2 separate regions of the Homo sapiens genome follow, and region 2 is linked to region 1. Evidence: chromatin loops called from intact Hi-C (ENCODE). Cell type or tissue: endothelial cell of umbilical vein. All regions are shown on one strand. Each heading gives the region's core, and the rest is flanking DNA. Links, peaks and the distances in the headings are about the cores only. Region 1 overlaps CPE (carboxypeptidase E). Region 2 holds the start of LOC105377521 (a long non-coding RNA gene).

Evidence for each region. A loop is a pair of places that touch in the nucleus more often than their neighbours do. Peaks named below come from ENCODE experiments on the same cell type or tissue, not always from the same donor. Only the 100,000 strongest peaks of a DNase experiment are listed, where the experiment ranks them.
Region 2: it touches region 1 in a loop (4-fold over the local background); 4 of 110 quality-filtered maps call a loop at or near these places.

What each region holds. Positions count from the first base shown.
Region 1 is chr4:165,490,872-165,496,261 of GRCh38, reverse strand. It overlaps CPE (carboxypeptidase E), which reads right to left. Exons shown (of 9, transcript NM_001873.4): 7 at 2,992-3,091; 8 at 585-703. Among named protein-coding and RNA genes, the nearest start is that of MIR578, 110 kb to the right of the region's middle. RefSeq lists a silencer at 2,691-2,860. In endothelial cell of umbilical vein, for the core only: a CTCF peak has its summit at 2,788 (motif pointing left); a DNase peak (open chromatin) is centred at 2,751.
Region 2 is chr4:165,854,888-165,860,277 of GRCh38, reverse strand. It overlaps LOC105377521 (a long non-coding RNA gene), which reads left to right and starts at 4,574. Exons shown (of 3, transcript XR_939420.1): 1 at 4,574-4,624. In endothelial cell of umbilical vein, for the core only: no CTCF peak of the experiment used is centred there; no DNase peak of the experiment used is centred there.

The DNA of each region.
Region 1 (5,390 bases), core at 66-5,065:
GACTTTCAAGAAATCCTACAGGTATTCCCACGGTCCCAGGCATATAATACAAAGGTAGTAGTAAAATTCTGCTCTAAGAGAAGTTTTGGTCTTATCACCATCACCTTCCTAACAAACAAATGAGATCTACTTAAATAAGATATGGTTTTTGATACTACTTAGCACAGAGAGCCTTGCACATAAAATATGCTAAATAAGTGTTTGGTTACCACCTAAAATTTTCTTATATGCATCATTTTTTTTTCAAATACTTATTGAGAAAGGCACTGCGCTAGGTGCTAAAGATAAAAAGGCAAATGAAACATAATCCCATTGAGATGGAAATCAAGGTTAGCAAATAAAAATTTAATTTTTTAAAGTTTTATTTCATTTTCTTGTAAATCTCTTCAAAAACTGAGAAATGGTAATAGAGCTTCATATTAACTTTGCTAAGCCTCAGTTTTCTCATCTGTTAAGTTGAGATAACAATGTTGCCTACCTCATAGGGCTAGTACGAAGATTAAATATAAATCACTTCAGTATGCCTGACAATGATAAATGCTTAATTATTATTATAGCGTTTGGCTATTATTATGATTACTTACCCCAGCAGCAGGGCTGTAAGGAACTGCCACTTTCTTTGTTATTGCCAGATAGCCTGGAGCTGAGGCTGTAAGTTTATAGTTTCCAGGTATAAGCAATCTCCAGTAATCACCATCCTTTGCTGTAGGAAGGCAGAATATCAAATCACAAAGCACATGAAATATGCAGAATTACACAATGCATAATTATGCCATCTAAGGAATACCCAGTCTAGCTCAGTTCACCTTTTTTGATTCTCGATTTTTAAAGTAAATATATAGGGAATTTAATGAAATTTTATTGAATAGGGTGTGAAACTCTCTTTACAGGCTTCATTTCTTATAGCTACTTTATAGATATCAATGTTAAATTGTCTAATAAACCTCGTACGATCATAGATCTTCTAATCACATCAGGAGCAACACAGGTAAAAAGACAGATGAATTCCCCAAGCAGCAGGGTCAGAACATACAGCCATCATGTTTTGATTCTTGCCAGGTGAAGACCTGCTGGTCAGAGAATCTTCACAGAGTGTGGGCCAAAGGTAGCCCTTGTAGGATCTCTGAGGTCCTAGTTAGAAATTTAGATTTCTAAAGACTTAGAATACACTGGGCACCCTAGTCCATTCAATCTCCCATTTACCTAAGTCAGTGATTTTCAAACTTGGGTGCAAACCTGGGAACTTGGTAAAATGAAAAATCTGATTCCAGCTCCCAGGTTCTGCATTCCTGACCAGCCCCAGGGCAATGCTAAGGTTGCGAGCAGAGGCCACACTTTGAAGAGCAAGGTTTTCGTAGACACTTCACACCTTCTCCTTTTTCCTAACACCCCTACACATCCTGTTCAACCTCCCAGTTGTTACTTTACATCTTATTTCATTGCAAAAATAGGTACAGTCAAAAAAATTAAGCCCCCATCACCGTATCATCAAATCTACCTCTAAATCTACATCTCCTTGCAGCTAGTGCCTCAATTGTCTTTTTGCTTTATAGCAAAATTTCTGGAAAGGTTTGTTCATGTTCTCAATCTCAGAATGGTTCTTTTCTTATTCTGTCTTGGACCCAGTCCAATCAGGATCCCACCATTCACTCCATTGAACAGATTTTTTCAAGATCCTCTGAACTGCTAAATCCAAGGATTCATTCACAAGGTTCATCTTAATTAACGCTTTTTCACTCCCTTCTTCTTGAAGCACTTCAAAGCCTCCAGGACAACACACTTCATTTTCTACCTTCAGTACAACACACTTCATTTTCTACCGTCAGTTCTATTGCTGGTTCCTTCTTATTATCACCTTGTCCCTGAAAAGCTGGAGTATTCTAGAGCCCCTCCTCTGATTTAATTTCTTCCCACGTGTTTATTCCCTAGGTTAGATTTTCCTAAACATTTCACATCATGGAATGTAGAGAAAATAAAATATTTGTATGACATATTAGGGCTAACAGGTTTCTTGTGGCAGGGATACTAACGCTGGGTTTCACCCTCTCAGCTAAGGGCTAAGGGGCTACATGGGCTGACATCTTGGCACAGATTCTGGCATACTGGCTGGCACCTAGTGGGCTGTTGATACATGAAGAATGAATGGAGTTTTAGAGGACAAATGTTAAAGATTTTTTTTTAATCCAAGCTATAAATGTGAAGGTTAAGAAAGAGTTGATGGTACAGAGTGGTTTGGGACATAAGTTAAAGGTTAATTGTCACAAAGTCTAAAAAAAATTGTAAAGAGTTTACAGCTAAAAAGAAAAAGTTGTCATTATTGAAAAGATCCCAACAAATGACAAACTAAAATGACCTGGATCAATGTTTATTAATGCGAGTAGGTAGACTTGCCAGAAAAATGCATCATTTTCCTCAAACTGGGGAAATGGAAATGGAGCTCAAAACCTGGAAGTCACTAACATCGCACCTCAATCCTATAAACTCTTGTTTAACCTTGAATCCCTGCGGATTTATTATACGGATTAAATGAAAAACTGTGTGAGAATTTTTAGACACACAACCCGCAGCAGTTTTCTTCCTTCCTCCTCTTTCCGCTCCCTCCTTCGGTCTCCCCATTCGCAGCTCGTTAGCACTTCTTAACAGAGACTAGAAAGTCACTGGTATTTTAACTCCAGCAGCTCCTTTTCCTTTGCCTGAAGAACCGCGAAGAATCGGCAGCCTGTGGCACCACCTCCCAGCTCTGGGGCGAGATAGCTGAGGAAAGGGCGCCATCTGCTGCACCCGGATTTCTAACGCAGCAGCCGCCCTGGGCTCCACTCACTCCGCCTGACCTGAGCCCACAAAGGAAACTTCACCAGATCAAAGCTGAGAAACGCTGTAGAGATACGAGCTATTTGTTTTGCTTAGAAGAACATAAGACTTATAATTATGATAATTAGTAATTATGCTCTTGTACATAACGTAGAGCCTCCAATTGTGGCAAAGACCCACCGGATGTAACATCGTGGTCTATTCCTTCCACGGAGATGGTGGCATTCGCAATTGGGTTACCTTGAAGGTCTCGGACAAATCCTTTAACTCCTCGGTGTATCTGTGAAGGTCAAAAATAACCAAAAAATTAATATGACCTATAAATTTATAGAAATGGCCTTAAATATGTTTCATATCAAGCATCTCTTTATTTTCCAGCAAATACCGTAGACCCCCATTGTTTAAGAATCAAGACATGCACAAAAGGCCACTGAATTTTTTGTGCATTTTATTCTGCTTTTCCCTAAATAGATAAGTGAAAATTAATGTCTTGTTTGCTTCCCAAAAAAAAGATTTTAGTACCTTCCAAATCATTTTAAAAAGTGTCATATTAAGGGAGGAGACCACTCCTCATATTGTCTTATGCCCAATTTCTGCCTCCAAAGAAGGAAAAACTAAAAGGCAGAAATGAAATCCACAAGCAGGCAGCCCGGGGCCACACCCTGGGCCTGGTAGTTAAAGATGGACTCCTGACCTAATCGGTTATGTTATCTATAGATTACAGACAGTGTATGGAAAAGCACTGTGAAAATCCCTGTCCTGTTCTGTTCCGTTCTAATTACTGGTGCATGCAGCCCCCAGTCACGTACCCCCTGCTTGCTCAATTGATCACGACCCTCTCATGCGGTCCCCCTTAGAGTTGTAAGCCCTTAAGAAGGACAGGAATTGCTCACTCAGGGAGCTGGGTTTTTGCAACATGAGTCTTGACGATGCTCCCGGCTGAATAATAAAGCCCTTCCTTCTTTAACTCGGTGTCTGAGGGGTTTTGTCTGCAGCTCGTCCTGCTCCAATATGTGTAAAGTTCTAGTCTTAGTGCATTTCATAACTTACTCTCTTTCAATTTTGGTCACCTGTGTATTCATTATATGGCTACTGTCAATTAACAAGGATATCATAATAAAAGCCTGTTAATATTAGCTCATTCTGGATAAAAAGATATATACTGTGACTGCTTTTGCATTAAATCTATTAACATTATTTTGGCTGAAAATAGAGTAGTGAGCCTCATAACAGAAAATAGAATGTTGATTTAGAAAGAAGATGGGAGAGCTGCCATTGAAAATAATCCCCCTAAATTAAGTTGTAGTCATCAACTGGCTATTATTTAATACACTGCAAACTACAAAAACTGCTTTTCTCTTTATTTTGGAAAGACAATTCATCTAAGTCAATATGTGTTTGAAGTGACAGAGTCGCTTCAGGTCTTTAAGAAAGTACTGCATCTAGAATATCAAATCGTAATGCATTAAACTTGATTACTCAACAAAATATGCACCAACCTCCCAAATGCTCAGGTTGTGCCTCACTCAATCGGGCTATAGAAAATAAATTGTCTTTCGCTACTTATGATACTTGACTATTTCCCTACAGAAGACAGATAAGTCTCCTGTAATCCTTTGTCATCAAAGAATAAATTCGGCAGTGGTACACTGTTTTATCAAAAAGATGTGCCTTGTTACCAGCAATATTTTTTGTGTGTGCCATTTTTCTTAAAAAAAAAGAAAACTCTCACACCCTATAAAAATAACATGTAATTTTTTAATGTTGCAAATAGGAAACAGTAATAATGATCATTTTATTGGCAACCAGTATAGTAGAGTAAATATATTTTTAAAAATTTAAGATTTATTCAATTCTAACTTTTCTCCATAACTAATAAGCCAACCAAAATTGAAAAGAGTTTGAAATTCAGCCATTGGAAAACATGAAACATGAAAACTTAACTTTCTGAATTAAAAGATGAAAAATCAGAAAAAGTGTAGAGAAGAAGAAAAGGGCTATATATAGAGACCCAAACTCTAAATTTCTTAAAATGAGGCCCCATTCAATAAAACTTAGAAAGATGCTAGCTGATAAAAGAGGCTTTACCCAAGTACTTTATTCCTCTTGAGGCACTATAATCCTGAAATTATCAATAGCATAAGCCTTAAAGAAAGGTTCTAATTCCCACATCATTGTAAAGTAAGTAAATCAATCACTACAAGAACATATTATTTGCCTGTATTAGGCAGAAATATATTAGGTTAATATTCATGGCTTTACTTTTTTCTGCTTCTGCAATCCAAGACTTATATTGCAATATGTGCAATATGCAGTTTAACAAATAGTTAAAGAAGTAAATGTCTGTCTGTGATATGTCAACTTTTCTGTTTGAAAAATTCCAGTGTAGTAATAAATCTCAGTAGAAGTGTATGGGCTGTGTCAACTCCCCCATGAATTCAGACTGGAAAATTCAGATTGTATGGCTTTTGCAAAAGAAATCACGAAAGTCCAAATTTCACTCATGCCTGGAGAAGCTGTTTTACTACACTTGCGGTGCCTGCAATGATTGCTCCCCAGATTCCAGGACATCTCAGTTT
Region 2 (5,390 bases), core at 177-5,176, 360 kb before region 1:
CATCTCATGCCTTTTTTGTTCCCAGTTTTATAAATTTCGTATTTTACTTTATTAAACTAGTCAAAACATGTTCTTTTTCTAGTTAATTTATCTATTTCTTTGTTAATTCTTTTTAATTTCATGTTCATTTTATTGAAAATTGTTAACATCTTAAGTCTCCAGTTCATTTATTTCCATTTCTTCAGGAATGAGCAGATTTATGATGATGTAGTATACATTTGGAGTTCAGTTGCAGGAAGCAAAAACTGTTCTATTTTAAGCAGAAGGAAATCTGATGGAATTGTATGCTTAGAAAGATCTTGGAAGGCCTGGAGAAACAGGCTTGATTCTAATTCAAGAACGACCCCAGAATAAGATCACAAACCTGGCCTGCCGAGGGAGGCACCCATTGGATAGACTCAGAGAAGGAAGAATTAAGCTATCACTGGAAAGGTTGACTTCAAGAACACACCCCTTTAGCTTTGATGCAGAAAATCAGGAAGATGTTATTACCATCACATCTTCCTCTGAAGGAACTCTAGAGAACTGCTGCAGAAATAGTTTCTACCCTGAGAAACTGCCTCAGCACCAGGAAAACGCCTCCTTGACTTTCATCTTCTAGACCTCTGCTGCCCAACACAGCAGCCACTAATCACATGTGGCTACTGAGTACTGGAAATAGGACTAATCCAAATGGAGACATGCTCTAAGTTTAAAATACCACAAGATTTCAAAGACATAATGGGGAAAAAGAAAGAAAGAAGGTAAAATATTCCAATTTTTAAATCTTGATGACATAATGAAATGAAAATATTTTGAAATGTATTCAATATTAAATATATTGGGTAAAATAAAATGCATTCTTAAAATTAATTTTTAATTTTGGCTGTTTTCTTTTTGCCTTTTGTAATGTGACCACTAGAAGATTTAAAATTGTATAGGTGGCTCACACTATATTTCAATTGGGCAGTGTTGTTCTGGAACTCATAAGAACATATCTCTTAGCCAAATCAATTTCACACCCAAAAATTTAGGTGCAACAAAGTCATGGAAAAGTAGATTTTAGCCTTCTAGTTTCTGTCATTCAGAAAAATCCCCCTAACTGGAAGCTGAGAGATACTCAGTGTGCTAAGCCACTATATCTTCCACATGAAGTTTTTTGGGTTTTTTTGAGACAGTCTCGCTCTGTCGCCCAGGCTGGAGTGCAGTGGCGGACTTGGCTCACTGCAACCTCTGCCTCCTGGGTTCACGCCATTCTCCTGCCTCAGCCTCCTGAGGCAGGAGAATGGGACTATAGGTCCCGAGCTGGGACTATAGTTGCCTGCCACCATCCTGGCTAAATTTTTTTTATTTTTTTAGTAGAGACGGGGTTTCACTATGTTGGTCAGGCTGGTCTTGAACTCCTGACCTCTTGATCCACCCGCCTCGGCCTCCCAAAGTGCTGGGATTACAGGCATGAGCCACCGCGCCCGGCCCACATGAAGTATTTTTTAGGAAAAAGTTCAGGCAATACTTCATGAGGTTTAAAACTTAGTTTTCTCATTGCAATGATCTTTGATACTATGTAGTTTTATTGTAATTTTATTTTATTTACCCAAAATTATTTAGAATATTTATTTTTTAATCTTCCAGAGAGCTTATTTTTTTAACTTCCAAGTACTGCATTTAAAATTTTAAGTTTTCTTTACCAATTTATTATTAATTCTTATTTTATTATATTTTTGTGGTGTAATCAAATAAGGTAGCCTTGCACATTTTTTGTGTGTTTGGAATATAGTCACATTTTCTTTGTAGTCAAAATACAACCAGCTTTTGCAGAAGCCTCATGGGCATGTGAATGGAACAGGTTTTTTCCTACAGAAGCATAAAAAACTGAATTTGTATGTGTGAATGTCTTTATTTACATTAATCAAACTGTCAGCACCCTTGCTTTTGGTCTTGCTTTGTTGTTGTTTCATTTTGTTTTGTTTTGTTTTGGGCATGACACATCTTTTAAAGACAGGGATATGTAAACGTCGCCAATTTTGCTAAAAATGACTTACAATTAGGAAACAAAGTAAAACATTTAGCATAGGAGCAAAATATAGGCTGGTATGAGGTAAATCTAATTAAAAAGGTAATAATAGGAAACAAGAAAGTTTTGTAAAAAAAAAATTTGTCTGTGAGGATTGGAAAAAGGCACCACATAGGACAAGATATTTTATGTGATTTAAAATAGGAGGATTTGAGATTACAGAAAAGGAGGAGTTACAGCCCATGAGAGCAAATAACGATGGGCTTGTGACAATATAGTGAATGTTTGCCGAACCTAATGATACAGGTTTTCTGGAATAGAATTGTATATTGGGAAAAACAGTAATGTTGAACGATGTTTTCTTTTATTTTTAAATTTTATTTTATTTTATTTTTTTGAAATGGAGTTTCACTCTTTCACCCTGGAGTGCAGTGACGCAATCTCGGCTCACCGCAACCGCCGCCTTCTGGTTTCAACAGATTCTCCTGCCTCAGCCTCCCAAGTAGCTGGAATTACCGGCACCTGCCACCATGCTCAATGTTTTCTTGTATTGGTTGAACATTTGTATTAGTTCTCCTGGAAATACCTTTTTTTTAATAATCTTTGACTAGTTTTCAATTGAATTTTTTGGATTTCCCTTAAGGATTTGTACTTCTTACATAATCACTGCAAGTATTTTCCCCATGTTTGTTATTTTCTTTTTAATTTGTGTGACATATTTGCGACATACAGAAATTTTCATTTGTGATCTCAATTTAATTGCTCTTTACTTTGTGATTTCATTTTACTTCATGAAAGTAAAATGTTCATTGCTAAAGTTCAAATATTATGTGCACTTTGCTTTCTGCATTCTCTGTGTTTTTCCTAATTTAATAAACTGGGAAATCAATTTTCCTAACACATTCTTATTAAATATTCTTCCTTTCACTATAGTTTGTGACACTAAAGTCTACTTTTCAACTATAGATCCTGTTCTTTGGAAGTACCTGCCCATATAATTCTGGATCTACATTGTTCTAATCATTTTGGCTTCATATTATATATGTTTAATATGGTATATAGGGCCAGGTGTGGTGGCTCACACCTGTAATCCCAGCACTTTGGGAGGTCGAGGCAGGCAGATCACCTGAGGTCAGGAGTTCCAGACCAGCGTGGCCAACATGGTGAAACCCCGTCTCTACTAAAAATACAAAAATTAGCCAGGTGTGGTGGCGGGCACCTGTATTCCCAGCTACTGGGGAGGCTGAGGCAGGAGAATTGCTTGAACCCGGGAGGTGGAGGTGGCAGTGAGCTGAGATCGCACCATTGCACTCCAGCCTGGGCGAGAGAGCGAGACTCCATCTGAAAACACACACACACACACATTTTTTATATTTATATTTATTTTTTTATATATAGGGGACTATATATACATATATATAAATATATATATATATAAAATATATATAGGGTCCCCAAACCCCTAGCTGTGGACCAGTACCTGTCTGTGACCTGTTAGGAACCTGGCTGCACAGCAGGAGGTGAGGGGAGAAAAGTGAGCATTACTGCTTGAGCTCCTCCTGTCAAATCAGCAGGGGTATTCGATTCTCACAGGGATACGAACCCTATTTTGCAAACTGCACATGTGAGGAATCTAGGTTGCACACTCCTTATGAGACTCTAACTAATGCCTGATGATCTTAGGTGGAGCAGTTTCATCCAGAAACCAGCATCTCCACCCCGTCTGTGGAAAAATTAACCTGTCTCTGGTGCCTAAAAGGTTGGGGACCACTGGTATATCATATATATTATAGAACATACATTTTATTCAGTATACAGTTATTTGCTAGCACTATTCTCTCTTTAATCTTCTTGTTAAAAATGCATTTAGCTGTTTTTCCCTGAACTTCTAACAAGTTTAAGCTATTGAAGCATCCATGGAGTTTTTTTTTTTAAATTATATAAAACTACAGTTAATTAGGAGATAATCAACATCCCTATTCTAATATTTTTATTCAGGAACATGTTTCTTGTATTCATTTAAGTGAGCTTTATTGTCTCTCAGCAAAATTTCATACTTTTTTTCACAGAGTCACTGAACTTTCTTGATTAAAGTTATTCTTAGGCATTTTTATTGCAAATAAGTGGGATATTTTCTAACAGAATTGCTGGTAGCATATTTAGCTTTAAATTACAATCTGTGGACTCTGATTTTTCATCATTGTCACAGCCTAATTTCTTCATGTGATTACGAGGCACTCAATAAATAATAAAGATATGATTTTTGCCTTCCTTTAGTTAATGCTTATTAAAAGGGTAGTGAGTTTTGCTTACACACAAAAAAGTATTCTTCGGACCAAATTCATGTTCTGCCTTAAGTTTCTCAAGACTAGTTCTATTACAATACTGAATTAAGAGGCAGTAGAGGAAACGTTGGAGAAGGGTAGTTTGTGCTTCTCCTTGGCCTCCAGTTACTTATTCTGGAAAATTCTATCTTAGTTCTCCCAGTGAGAAGACAATAACTCTCCTTCGCTAGAAATACTACACAAATGTAGGAGAGAAAGGAAAAAACATATTTGTTTCTCATTATCTCTTTTACATATACCATCAGTTTGCATCAGCAGATGGGTCCACAGCAATGGAGTTGTTCAGGTAGGCCCCACCCTTGACTATTAAAATATTGACAGTCAAACAATAATGTTACAATGTGAAGTTTATTGAAAGGATAACAAAATGAGCATTTTCATTACAAATTAAATGTCATTTTAAATGTACCACATCAAACTTAATTTGTCTTGTTTTTATATATTGAGGTAGTTGTAATTCAAAGTATTAATGCCAGTCAGTAAAGCATATACCAATTAAACTTGGATATTTGCATACATTCTCTGTAGGTGTCAGCATTGCTTTGTAATAGTCTTATGCACAGAACTGTGTTTTCATCATGTCATAGGATGTAACTTTCATGTTAAATTCTAGTTAAACACCAGAAGGGCCTCTCTAAGTCTCTAAGACATCTCCTGGATTATTCTGTATTTCTTAATCACAAATGTGACTGAATGATTAATCAGCTTGGAAAAAAATGGATATTTATTGTCTTTCTTTAGGCATGGATAAGTACTTTCAAGGTTTTACGTGGCATTCTCTGGATATTAAAATAAGATGCTTTGAAAATATACAATACAGCATACATAGAACCTAATTCTATTTGGCATATTTAGAAACGACATTCATTATTTATTGTCGGGAGAACAGTTAACATAGCATTCTATGGAGTGATTTAGATTGCAGACACCACCACATCACTGTTTTCACAGTTTGAACTAATTATACACAGACTTTTTATTGGATAAAGTTATTAGGATTCAATCTAGGGAGTGCCTATTTAAGAAGGAAAGACATATACAAATTTATGTTC